Linked DNA regions of Homo sapiens: region 1 is linked to region 2. Evidence: chromatin contacts called from ENCODE Hi-C or POLR2A ChIA-PET data. All regions are on one chromosome and are shown on one strand. Each heading gives the region's core, a stretch centred on a gene start or an enhancer-like site at or near the end of the contact. The rest is flanking DNA. Distances are from core to core; before and after follow the strand shown.

Evidence for each region. A loop is a pair of places that touch in the nucleus more often than their neighbours do. ChIA-PET counts read pairs that join two places held with the same protein, here RNA polymerase II (POLR2A). Pooled maps may share reads with other maps.
Region 1: a loop to region 2 is called in a pooled map, with 8 times the contacts of the local background. The contact joins the promoter of NFATC4 here to the promoter of PCK2 in region 2. A Hi-C loop is called at or near these places in 6 of 50 pooled maps. POLR2A ChIA-PET finds 5 or more read pairs at or near these places in 2 of 52 experiments (AG04450 and PC-9).

Annotation. Positions count from the first base shown.
Region 1 is chr14:24,365,776-24,372,386 of GRCh38, forward strand. NFATC4 (nuclear factor of activated T cells 4) reads left to right here and starts at 2,409. Exons shown (of 10, transcript NM_004554.5): 1 at 2,409-2,665; 2 at 3,724-4,819. The coding sequence starts at 2,566. It overlaps LOC124903291 (a long non-coding RNA gene), which reads right to left and starts at 3,610. Exons shown (of 2, transcript XR_007064085.1): 1 at 3,472-3,610; 2 at 1-752. RefSeq lists silencers at 840-1,149, 2,868-3,247 and an enhancer at 4,210-5,053.
Region 2 is chr14:24,090,208-24,096,645 of GRCh38, forward strand. PCK2 (phosphoenolpyruvate carboxykinase 2, mitochondrial) reads left to right here and starts at 4,104. Exons shown (of 10, transcript NM_004563.4): 1 at 4,104-4,227. The coding sequence starts at 4,199. All of the region lies in intron 1 of NRL (neural retina leucine zipper), which reads right to left. RefSeq lists enhancers at 208-257, 4,127-4,776, 4,430-4,499 and a silencer at 3,870-4,119.

The DNA of each region.
Region 1 (6,611 bases), core at 1,159-3,658, 270 kb after region 2:
GAGGCCAGGCGGCTAGAGAAACCGCGAACCAAGGACGGGGGGGCTGGGTCTTTCTGGTCGCCAGGGGGCAGAAGTGTAGGGCAACTTAAATCCGCAACTACCCGCTGTTGCCCAGGCTCCAACGCCAGGCCGAGCATTTCAGAAGTCATAAGTTCCATCTCTCTGCCGCAGCCGAGACAGATTGGAGGGTTTTCAGAGTCAAGGGGATGCCCCCCCGCCCCCCGCCTCAGAGAAGCTTGGCACTCTGAACAATCTCAACCACTCTCCCCTCTGCTCCTCCCTTCCCTACCCCCCAACACCCATGAAGGGGAAATTGAGTCATGGGAGGAGAGGCCAGAGTCATCAGGGGAATGAGGGCCGACGCCAGCCCTCAGGGCCTTCCAGATGCTAGGAGGAGGAGGGTTCTCCAGGAAAACAAACAGGGGTGAGAGGGGAAGGCGGTTGGCTGGGCAGGAGCTGAGCCAGACACATGGAGAAACGCTGCCCAGGATCAAAGGAAATATGACATTTGAAAAGAATGTGTGCGTCTGCATGTGCTGTGCCTGCGGGGAGTGGGGCCGGGGAGGGGCAGAGTCTGGGGGAACAGGGGCTGGGCCTCGGGGTCTCTATCCCTGCTTTTCTCGCCTCCGCTTCCCACCTCCCTTGCCCTCTTAGGTACAGGCTGGTTGATGGGTCGAGGTGTTCCTCGTCCTCCCTCCCCGTGGGTTTCTCCTTCCTTTATTTCCGAGATGAAGCTGGAAGGGAAATGTAACCTGAGGAGACCAACCAAAGGAAAAAAAAGAAAAAAAAAAGAAAAAAAAAAAAAAGAAAGAAGAAAATCAAACCAGGCCGCTTCCCCGCTCGGCCTCGGAACATTCTTCTCTCCCCGCCGGCCTGGGCTCTTCTCCCCGCCCCTCCTGTGTTGCGGCCCTGGGCTCGGAGCCGGGGCAGCTCCGCACGTCACTGGGGTCCCCGGGGACTGGGGGGGTGGTCCCCTGGGCGGGCCCGAGGGAGGACCGAGGGGAGGGAGGGAAGCCGCCTCGGCCGCTGCGGAGCTCCGGCCCGTCGGGCCAGCCCTCCCTTCTTTCCCCAGTCCCGTAGAGCCTGTTTCTCATTAGAGTAACGGGCGCGGTCCCCGCCCGGCTTCTGAGTGTTTGTAAACGTCTGACCTGGGGCCGTCGCTTAACCGTTTAGTTGCTGGGATGGGGCGGCGTTGGGGGTGCGGCCCTGAACCGGAGGGATTTAGAGACTGGAGACGCGGCCTCTAAGAGAGGTTGAAACTGTGTGTGTGTGGGAGAAAATGATAACCACCCTCCCATCTCTCCTACCCGCCAGCCTCGCCAGTATCTCCCACCGAGTCACGAATCTCCCATCTAACTCCCTCTCACACAACCCAGGCCTCTCCAAGCCTGACTTTCCCGGAAACTCCAGTCCAGGTCTTCCTTCCTCCTCCAGCCCAGGTGACAGGTGTCCAGCCTGTTGGGGGCGGGGGGGCCAAGGAGGGGGAAGAGGAGGGGAACCCACAGGGTCCGGAGGTTTCAGGCCCCTAGTAAACCTGGCAAGGATTTTTAGAAGAGCCGGAGTGGGATGCTATCGGGTCAGAGATTCATTCCAGACTACAGTTCTAGGGAGGAGGCTGCCAACTTCCCGTGGAGGCTAATTCACGGCCCCTCTGGGTGGCTGGGACAAGGGCAGCGGCAAAGCCTGGCCTGGATCTACGCCCATCAAGGGCTGTGGGCCTAGGGACAGTTCTCAAAGCCTCTTTGGCTCGGACTGCTCCCAGAGGCATCCAGGCTGGCTAAGCGTTCTTCATCTTTGGGGGTCCTGGAGGAATGGCTGATGGAGGCGCTGATTCGGCAGCGCAAAGACTTCCAGAAGGCCCGGGCAGAGTAGCCCCAGGCAAGGGAGGCGGAAGAATAGCCTTTTCCTCTTCCGAGCAACTCGGTGCCACTCTGCCCCCAGGACCCTCCTGGCCTCAGGCTTGGAGGGAAAGGGGAGGAGAAGTGGTTCTGCCTTGCTAGGTGCTATCTACACAGTCTTCAGAATTTAAAAAAGGGTCTTCCGTGGGCTCTCTACCCTGGGGGCCCAGGATGTGGCCCCTTTAAGGCTCTCGGACCCAGAACCTTGAACTGAGACTAGGGGAGGTGGGGGCTGGGCTCTCTGCGGGAAATGATTGTCACAACGGCGGACCAATAGGCAACATTAGTATCACTCTTGAAGGACCGTTTTCCAATTCAGTTTTTTTTTTTTTGAGGGGGAGGGACTGAAGAGAGGACAGAGGGAGGGAGGGTGGGGGAGGACGAGGGGCGCGTGGTTTTCCCATCTCATCCCTGGAGGAGGGGCTGGAGCATCCCCGGCAGCCAATCAGGGACAGGCTGGGGGGGGGACCGCTTTGAAGAAGTTTGGGGGAAAAAAGTTTGGAAAAGTTTCTATAATAACGAGGGGGCTTCTGGAGGGAGGCGGCAGCGACGGAGGAGGGGGCTTCTCAGAGAAAGGGAGGGAGGGAGCCACCCGGGTGAAGATACAGCAGCCTCCTGAACTCCCCCCTCCCACCCAGGCCGGGACCTGGGGGCTCCTGCCGGATCCATGGGGGCGGCCAGCTGCGAGGATGAGGAGCTGGAATTTAAGCTGGTGTTCGGGGAGGAAAAGGAGGCCCCCCCGCTGGGCGCGGGGGGATTGGGGGAAGGTTAGTGCTGGGCTGGGAAGGGGTCTTGGGGTCAGTGAGAGGAGGGCCGGGGATCCTGAGTCTGGGGAATTTAAGGCAGCGAGCCTAGGGTGGGGGGTGAGGGAGTCAGAGGTCGAAGGGAGTCGGGGGGACTCGTTGGCCTGCGGAAGTGAGGCTGGGGGCCCGGGCACCACTTTCTCCTTTTTAGGTCGTGACTGGGGTGGGGGTGGGGGTGCTGTTGGCTGTGCGCCGCCTCCCGGCTGGGCCGCCTGTCACTGAACTGGGGGGCGGGCGGGAACTACGGCCCCAACAGCACCAGGCGCCGCCAGGGGAAGGGGAGGTTTGGCGCTGGAGCTGGCCCCTGGCGGACCGAGCTCTGGCCCGGCCGACTGGACGCCCGGGGCTGGGGGCGCTGTCAGGCCTCGCTGGGGCGCCCCTCCCCCTCCCCCGTCTGGCCGCAATGAGAGGCAGATGGCGGGGACCGAGCCGGGGGCGGCGGCCGCCGCTCGCACGAATCCGCGCTGCCCGCTGCCCCCCTTCCCCCGGCTGGGCCCAGCACGCATCACCCCCTCGGCTGCACCTCCGCCCCTAGATGGCGAGGAGAGAGGGAGGAGCCACCTCCCCTCGTCACCACAGCCCTGACGCCCCCCTCCCCTCTGGCCACGGTTGCGATGGCAACTGGGGCTCCTGCCAGCGCCGTTTGGGGGTTTGGGAACCGCTGCTAATTGGGTTCATGTGTGAGTCGCCCCCAGTCCAGCCCAGTGCCTCAAGAAACACGCCTCCAGGCCCAGCCCCAGCTCCAGCCCCTCTGGACCCACCTCTCTCACCTTAAGACCCACTGGATCGGGTACCCTCGGTCCTAGGATCCAGGGGCCAGTGGGCAAAGGCCTGGCATGCCTGCTTCAATCTCCTCCATCTTCCCAGGTCCAACTCTGCTTTTGTCTTGTGGCTCAGAAGGTCTCTTTGCTGAGGGGCAGGGAGCATAGAAGGACTTGCGGCCTGGCCACTCAAGGAACATAGCCATCTCACCTGCTTCTCTCTTTCCCCCTCTCCCTCTGCTCCTCTTCCCATTTTGACAGAACTGGACTCAGAGGATGCCCCGCCATGCTGCCGTCTGGCCTTGGGAGAGCCCCCTCCCTATGGCGCTGCACCTATCGGTATTCCCCGACCTCCACCCCCTCGGCCTGGCATGCATTCGCCACCGCCGCGACCAGCCCCCTCACCTGGCACCTGGGAGAGCCAGCCCGCCAGGTCGGTGAGGCTGGGAGGACCAGGAGGGGGTGCTGGGGGTGCTGGGGGTGGCCGTGTTCTCGAGTGTCCCAGCATCCGCATCACCTCCATCTCTCCCACGCCGGAGCCGCCAGCAGCGCTGGAGGACAACCCTGATGCCTGGGGGGACGGCTCTCCTAGAGATTACCCCCCACCAGAAGGCTTTGGGGGCTACAGAGAAGCAGGGGGCCAGGGTGGGGGGGCCTTCTTCAGCCCAAGCCCTGGCAGCAGCAGCCTGTCCTCGTGGAGCTTCTTCTCCGATGCCTCTGACGAGGCAGCCCTGTATGCAGCCTGCGACGAGGTGGAGTCTGAGCTAAATGAGGCGGCCTCCCGCTTTGGCCTGGGCTCCCCGCTGCCCTCGCCCCGGGCCTCCCCTCGGCCATGGACCCCCGAAGATCCCTGGAGCCTGTATGGTCCAAGCCCCGGAGGCCGAGGGCCAGAGGATAGCTGGCTACTCCTCAGTGCTCCTGGGCCCACCCCAGCCTCCCCGCGGCCTGCCTCTCCATGTGGCAAGCGGCGCTATTCCAGCTCGGGAACCCCATCTTCAGCCTCCCCAGCTCTGTCCCGCCGTGGCAGCCTGGGGGAAGAGGGGTCTGAGCCACCTCCACCACCCCCATTGCCTCTGGCCCGGGACCCGGGCTCCCCTGGTCCCTTTGACTATGTGGGGGCCCCACCAGCTGAGAGCATCCCTCAGAAGACACGGCGGACTTCCAGCGAGCAGGCAGTGGCTCTGCCTCGGTCTGAGGAGCCTGCCTCATGCAATGGGAAGCTGCCCTTGGGAGCAGAGGAGTCTGTGGCTCCTCCAGGAGGTTCCCGGAAGGAGGTGGCTGGCATGGACTACCTGGCAGTGCCCTCCCCACTCGCTTGGTCCAAGGCCCGGATTGGGGGACACAGCCCTATCTTCAGGTGAGGGTTGCGCCTGGCACTACCGCTCTCTCTAGCCATTCCAGTAGGGGAGCAGGAGGGTCAAGGGATGGATTTGAAGACACTAGTTTCATGCCCTCTGAATTTCAAAAGAGTATCTGCAACCAGCTCAGCAGCTGCCAACTACCTGGTTTTAAAGAGAACTAGAAAAAAAAGTGCACCTCTGGATGATTTACAAGAGGGCAACAGTTCCCTGTGGGACAATTAGAAAAAGCCCCTCCACCCTCCCACCCCTAGCTATTGTAGGAGGATCAACTAGGTTAAGGAGGTGTTCCTGTAGCCTATAGAGTGCTCCCAAGCCCCCGCTCTGCACTGGCATGTGGCTGAGTGTGGAACTTGGGCTGGATTTCAGCCTTCCACTCTGGCCCTTTCAATAGGTGCCAGACCTAAGCAGATTTCCACTCTGTTGCAGGAAATTCCCCTTCTGCATTCCTTAATTTCTAGAGCCTGACCTACTAGCTTAAAAGTATAGCTGCTAACTTGAATAAAATAGCATATATTTGCAAGTCAAATAATTCATATTAAAACTTGCAGTTCTATTCCTTCCACCCTCAGAGAATCTTGCCCATTTCAATAATCTTAAATCTTGAGATGTTAGACTGAGCTGGCTCTGTCCAGAAAAGTTTCTAGGGGAAAGAAACGTTAACACTGGTACCCCTGGGTTTCCCATAGGGCAAAGTTTCTCAACCTCAGCACTGTTAATTCAGCACTACTATTTTGAGCAGGATAATTCTTTGTTATGTGGGGGTGTACTGGACATTGTAGGATGGTTTAGCAGCTTCCCTGGCCTCTACCCGTTAGATGCTAGTAGCACCCACTCCCCTAGTTGGGAAAACCAAAAATGTCTTCAGACATTGCCAAATATCTGGGCAATTACTTGGGGGGCAATTACCAGTTGAGATCCACTGTCCTAGGGTATCAGGGAGCACAATACAGGATAAGTTGTCCCATCTGAAACCCTTAGCTCCCTGGAACTCCACCTATCAAGCCCCAACTAGTGGAAAGGGAGCTGGCTTGAGAGCAGAATGTGCTCAGTCCTAGGTCTGTCAGTAGCTGCTGGCTTCAGTTTCTTTCTCTCTCTCTCTTTTTTTTTTCTTTGAGACAGTGTCTTGCTCTGTCACCAAGACTGGAGTGCAGTGGTGTGATCTCACTCAGCCTCAACCTCCTGGGCTCAAGCAATCCTCCTGCCTCAGCAGGAGTAGCTGGGACTACAGGAGCACCAACTCGCCCAGCTGCTTTTTGTATTTTTTGTAGAGACGGGGTTTCACCATGTTGCCCAGGCTGGTCTCAAACTCCTGGGCTCAAGCCATCCTCACACCATCCCCTACCCCTGCCTTGGCCTCCCAAAGTGCTGGGATTATAGGTGTGAGCCAACGCACCTCAATTTTTTAATTTGTAAAACAAAGGGTTCATATCTGAGGCCTTTTCTGGTCTGAAGCGGCACTTCTTTTTTCTTTCCATCCAGGTCTAGGGATTGAGATGGGCTTGAGAATCCTCTGTATCCAAGTGAAGCCTTTCCACCCCAACCCCTGCGCTCAGAGCTGGGAAGAAGGGAGTTTTAGGCTTGTTGTCATCTTTCACACCTCAAGGGGCTCTGTCCCCTACTTCCCCTTGCTTCTGGACTTTTGGATTTCTTCATTTCTTTGTCCTTTTTTTAGTTTAAAAAAAATTCTTTTTTCCCTTCTTTTCACAAGTGTTAATGTACTTCTTTATTTCTTCTGTGCTTTCCTTTCTCTCAGACCCATACCCCCTCCTCCCTCACAGATCCAGTACG
Region 2 (6,438 bases), core at 2,854-5,353:
AATATTTGCAACTGGAAGCACACTCTGAGACAGAAACTTGTGTGCAGGTGGTTTACTCGGGGGGGGGGGGGGGGCACGGGGGGGGACTTTCAAAGAAAGAGTAGCAGGACCCAAGAGAGGGAACAGTTGAATGGCACTGCAGTTGTAATCAGCTGAGCCTAAAGAGCTCTGGGGCTGGGATGGACCTTCAGAGTTGTCCCAAACTGAGACAAAGGGCTAGGCCTCTGTACTTTATAACAACCATTCATTGGATACATACTGCCCCCAGGAAGCGGGCATTGCATTTGGTGAGACAGCTCCCTTTGGCCACAGATAGTGCTCAAGGAAGTACTCAGCTGTGAGCTATCAGCAGCCAACACTCAGCAGCTGGAACAATGAGCATCATGATCCTGAAGCGGGAATCTGGGCTACACACCACAGCATCACTACTCGGGCTGTGAGACTTCAGGGATGAACCCAGAGGCCCCAGAGAGGACAATGCAGATCACACTCTGCCCCCTGGTGGTACTCCTTGGACATAGGGCCAGCTGGTGGGCCAGGCTCTCCCGGCAGGGAACTAAAGAAAAGTGTGTGGCAGATAAGGGGAAATGAGCAGTGCAAGGAAATCTGCACGTGAGCCCCTTGCTCCATCTGCCTAAAGCTAGAGAAGAAAGTAATGGTGGGGAAGAAGAATTCAGAAACGTGGCACTCATTCATTCTTTTATTCAACCAACTTTTATTAAGTGCCTGTTATAGGCCAGGTACTGCTGGGAACTAGGAGAAAAACAAGACTGAAATCATCACTCTAGTGAGGATTACAGAGATATAAAAGTAACTACAGTATAGTAAAGTACAAAAATATAGGCATATACATGGGATAGAAGCAACACAGATGAAATAGATGTTCATTCTAAGGGACGAACAGAAAAGGCCTGTGTGTGTGTGTGTGTGTGTGTGTGTGTGTGTGTGTGTGTGTGTGTTAGAGACAGAGTCTCACTGTGTTGCCCAGGCTGGAGTGCAGTGGTGCGATCTCGGCTCACTGCAACCTCCGCCTCCCGGGTTCAAGCGATTCTCCTGCCTCAGCCTCCTGAGTAGCTGGGACTACCGGCGTGCGCCACCACACCAAGCTAATTTTTGTATTTTTAGTAGAGACGGGGTTTCACCATGTTGGCCAGGATGGTGTGTGTTTAATTTGAGTGCAGATGCCCAGAAAAAGTTCACAGAAGTGCTCTGGAAACTTCAGAGTTCAGTACGTAGGAGAAAAGGAGGCAAGTGGGGATGTGGGGGTGACAACATTAGATAAATAGGAGTCAGATTATGAAGGACATAAGATATCATGTGATGGAAAGAGCCTGGAAGAGATTTTAAGCTTAAGAGTGATATGATCTAATTTTTAATGGTAAATCAAGGGGACAGTATAGGATTTATAGGGAGAGGGGGACTTGGTAATTAGAGTCAGAAAGATATGGATTCAGATTCCATTTCTCCTGCTAACCATTTGTGTGACTTTGAGCAAATGACTCTTTTTTTTTTCAATATACACAAAGCAATTTTATTTGTATGTACTTGTGGTAAACAATTAGAACATTTCATTCATAATAGGATAAAAGTATAAAATATTCATGAATAATTTTTTTTCAGAACAGGAATGGAAGTTTATTAAAAAGCTTTAGAGCAGGAATGAAAGAAAGGAAAGTACACTTGGAAGAGGCCCAAGCAGGCATCTTGGAGGTCAAGTGCGGCATTTGACCTTTGATTTAGGGTGTTATATGTTGGCATACTTCTGGGGTCCTGCCTCCCTTTTTCCTTGATTCTTCCCTTAGGGTGACCGAGCAAATGACTCTTTAAGCCCGTGTCCACATATGTAAAATATAGTTGTGAAACAGAATGAGATTATGCATGCAGAGTTGCTGACACAGAGCCTGGCACCTACTGTCCATAGCATAAACATTATTCTTCTCTCTTAACTTTCCAAGTGGATTTGCATGCACAGTGTGGGGAGTGGCTTGGTAGGGAGAGGGGTTGGTGTTTGGAGAGGCAGGAGTCCAAGAAGTGCCTTAGAAGCTATCACCTGAAGCCAGGTGAGAGATAAGCCCTGAACTAAGGCCCTGGCCATGGGGATAGTTGCAGACTTGAGGGCTAATTGAGAAGTACAATTCCAAAGGTCCTGGCATCTGATTAGCTATGCAGGATAAGAATAGTCTAGACTGATTCCCTTTGGGGCAACTGGCCAGATGATGGTGCCATTTGCTGAGGTAGGAAACCATGAGAGCAGGTGCAGGATTATGGAGAAGATGATGACCTTCAGGTCAACCATGCTGCCACCAGTGTGCACACCTTTAGGCCCAAAGGTTGGCCAAGAGGTATGTGTTTGCAGCTGGGTAAGTGTGGACAGAGTTTGGATCTATGAACTGGGGGGAAAGAGATCCAAATACATATACCTGAGGTTGAGTGTAGGCTAGAGCCTGAGGGGGAAGAGACGGGGACCAGTAGCAAGCCCGTGGCTGGAGACCAGCTCTCCTTATCCCACTATGTTCCAGCATAGAACTCCAAGAAATCTGAGAATCAAGACTGTTTCTGTTGCAAGTGGCAGAACTCCAATTAAAATTAGCTTGAGCAAGAGAAGAAATGCATCAATTCCTGTAACTGAAATCAGGAATCCATTGCTCGCCATCTCCCTGCTCTGCTTCCTCTAGGCTGGCTTCTGTCTCAGCCAGGTTCCTGCTTTGCAGTGCCAAGCTAACACTCAGCAGCTCCAGGCTTATATTCTACCAGCTCAGCAACTCAGCAGAAAGAGAGCTAACTTCCAAAGTTTTAGAAAAAGTCCCAGAGAGGGATCTCATGCCCATCCTTGAACATCCTTGATTGCTGTGGCCAGAGTGAGGAACACAAAAGTTGGCTAAGCTGCAAGCCTACCCCCAAGAGGGGTGACATCAGACCCACATGACAATACAGACTGAGGAGATGGTTCCCCAAAAGAAAATCAGGGTGCTATTACCAGAAAAGGCGAGTGGATGCTGAGCAGACACCCATCATAGATATGCTGAGTTTGAGGTGCTATATAGCATTGTGGGTGATATCCAGTGGTCTCAGGTTGGAGAGAGATGTCCCAATGGAGGTATAGCTTGAGAAATCACCTGAGGACTTTATGATGGTAGTTGGGTGGGCAGATGAGTTTCCTCATTGGATTGTGGAGAGAAAGAATGACCAGGCCGGGCGTGGTGGCTCACGCCTGTAAATTCCAGCACTTTGGGAGGCCAAGGCAGGCGGATCACGAGGTCAGGAGTTGGAGACCAGCTTGGCCAGCATGGAGAAACCCCGTCTTTACAAAAAATACAAAAAATCAGCCGAGTGTGGTGGCAGGCGCCTGTAATTCCAGCTACTCTGCAGGTTGAGACAGGAGAATTGCTTGAACCCGGGAGGCGGAGTGTGCAGTGAGCCGAGATCGCGCCACTGCACGCACTCCAGCCTGGGTGACAGAGTAAGACTCCGTCAGGGGAAGAGGGGATGTGCCGGGGGAGGAGAATGACCAGATCAGAGGACCAAGGAAGAGACCCAGGGGTAGAGAGACTCCACCATTTCATGGCAAGGCAGAAAGGAGCCTTGATCAGGAGGAGAAACGGGGATTTAGGAGTTGGGGACTAAGTGGACCTTAGCATTGGGCACTTGGACTACAGAAAGGCCCAGGACTCAGGGTGTCGCGTCCCCAGGAGGAGGAACTGGAAAGGCAATGCCCAACCCCCTAACTTCTAGACGTCTGGCCCCTGTAGTCTCCCGCCCCTGGCCTCGCCCCTCGTTCCTAGCTTGTTTGCCACCTAGTGTCTCTCCCGGGAGCAAGAGTCCTCAAAGTTACATCATGTGCGGCTGGGAGGGCGGTGGCGGATGGGGGGCGGGGCCTCGAAGTCGGGGGCCGAAGAGTGGACCCAGTCCTCCAATGGGAGAGATGGGTTTGGCGGTTTGGAGGCAGGGGTTGGGGCGGCGGCTGGGCTGACCTGGAGCCTGGAGCCCCGGGGCCGAGGGAGCTGGCCTGCCAGCGGGGCGGAGGAAAGCTAGTGCCAGCCCTACCAGGTTCCGCCCCCGCGCCTGCCCCCCTCCTTTTTAAGCGCCTCCCGCCAGCCTCTGCTGTGGCTCGCTTCGCCGCGCTCCCTCCTTCCCCGCCTTCCATACCTCCCCGGCTCCGCTCGGTTCCTGGCCACCCCGCAGCCCCTGCCCAGGTGCCATGGCCGCATTGTACCGCCCTGGCCTGCGGTGAGTGACCCCCGGCCCGGGGCCCACCCGCACCTTCCGCTGCGCTCGCCCCCTCGGGGCTGCCAGTGGCGCTCTCCTGCTCTCAGCCTCCGCCAGGTTTCCCATCCTAGGCGGAGGCGGGCAGGGGCGACTGCTGTGGGTCCAGCCTCCCGCGCCGCGCGTCTCTTGGGAGGGCAGCCGGCCGGTGCTCCTCGTTTCCGCCTGCACCTCCCCTTCTCTGCCTCGCTCGCCTCTGACCGCGCGATCTCTATCTGCCACTCTCAGAACTTCCTCTCTCTCCTCGCTCCTCTCTGCTGAGCCAGGTCTCCGCATATCCTCCTTTCCTTCCCAGATACCTCCCTCGGACCTCTAACGGGCTCTCAGCCAGCGCCCCAGGGTACTTCGAGAGGCAGCAGGGCCCTGGGGACAAGGGTACGTGAGCCCCGGGAGACTAAGCTCAGAGCCCCCTAAAGAAGGTGGAAGGTTAAATATCCATTCCCGGCCTCTCCCGGACTGGAAGGACTGGAACCTGGCGGGAAGTCCAGAGCAGCCCGAGGGACCTGGGCCCAGGGGAGGGAGGCAAGCAAGGTGGGAGGAGGGCGCCAAGTTGCCTTCGTTTCTTACATAGCTGGCTTCTTCCTCCGTCCAGGCCTGGAGCCCCCAGGCTCGTCCTGTTTGTCTGCCTGTCCTCTTAGTCTCCTATTTATTCTCTGAGGCCTCTCTTCTCAGCTTTTGTCCCAGAGTCGGAAGTGACCCACATCTGTCGCACAGCCCGTTCCACTTGGGCAGCCCTTGTGGGTGGTCTCTGAAGGAAACGTCCCACTTAGAGGGCTGCAAGAGGGTGTGGGGGCTTCACAAGAGATAACGTGAGCCAGGCTCCAGGGAGAGAGAGGCTGTCCTCAAGACTGTGTGCTTGAAAACTGATGCTCACGGAGAACTTCCCTCTGAGGCAGGAACAGACCCAGGTCCCAGTAGCCCTCCTCCCCTGCCCCTGGGGCCACACTGATCATCTATCCTGCTTTAGCGGAAACCACCCCAGCTTCTACCCCAGACAGACTCAAGCTCCCGTATCCATGCTCTGAGCTTTCTTCCTTCCCCAGGCTAACACCCTCTGAGTCTGAGCTGCCAGCAAGCTGCTGTTCCACCCTCCCACCAACACCAAAGCTCTCTAGGCATGTGGCCTCTAGGAAGAAGAGCCAGGGGAAGCACGGGGTCACGTGGTCCTGGGTGTGGGGGCAGTTTCTGATGGGCGAGGCCTTGATAGAGGAGGAGAGTAACATCCCCTTCATGGTCTTTGCTCTCTCGGGTTTACTCCACCTTGAGTCCAGGCCAATCAGAGCAGACGTTGCTTCTCTGTCTCCCAGGGCCATGAGAGGACAGACAACAGGACGCTGACCTCCTGAGAATTAAGCCCATGAACCCCAGCCAGTGACACTCATTCCCCAGTGGTCAACCTTCCGCAGAGTTCAGAAATACTTACCCGAGGGCAACATTTTATGCAACCATTGTTGGTCCAAGTGGGCAGCAGCAGATCAGGGCCTGGAAGCCCAGCATCCAGTCACCTATTCTCTGTGCAAGAGCCCTCATCTAGAAACCTGGCACTGGAAAGACTGTGACCTTTGCTTGGGGCTTTCATAGTCTTACAGCATACACACCAGAAGGAAAGAATAAACACAGCTGCCATTTTAATTTATAAAAAACTATACTTGAAAATGGAAATAAAATGGATGAGGCTTCAAATACCAGACATATGAAATTGTCACCTGGGCCCAACTTCTTGTCTTGACACTTGGGCCAAAGGCCCCTACTCATTTCTTTTTTTTTTTTTTTTTTTTTTTTTTTTGAGACAGAGTCTTGCTCTGTCGCCCAGGTTGGAGTGCAGTGTCCCGATCTCGGCTCACTGCAACCTCCACCTCCCGGGTTCAAGCGATTCTCCTGCCTCAGCCTCCTGAGTAGCTGGGACTAGAGGCACACGCCACCACATCCGGCTAATTTTTATATTTTTAGTAGATGGGGTTTCACCATGTTGCCCAGTATGGTCTTGATCTCCTGACCTCATGATCCACCTGCCTCAGCCTCCCAAAGTGCTGGGATTACAGGCATGAGCCACCGTGCCCAGCCATCTCCCTACTTATTTCTAAACGTTGATTAAACAGTTAAACATGGGCATGGGCTACACAGGCAGTAACATCAGCATGCCTACATGTATACTTCCACACAGCCAGGCATGTG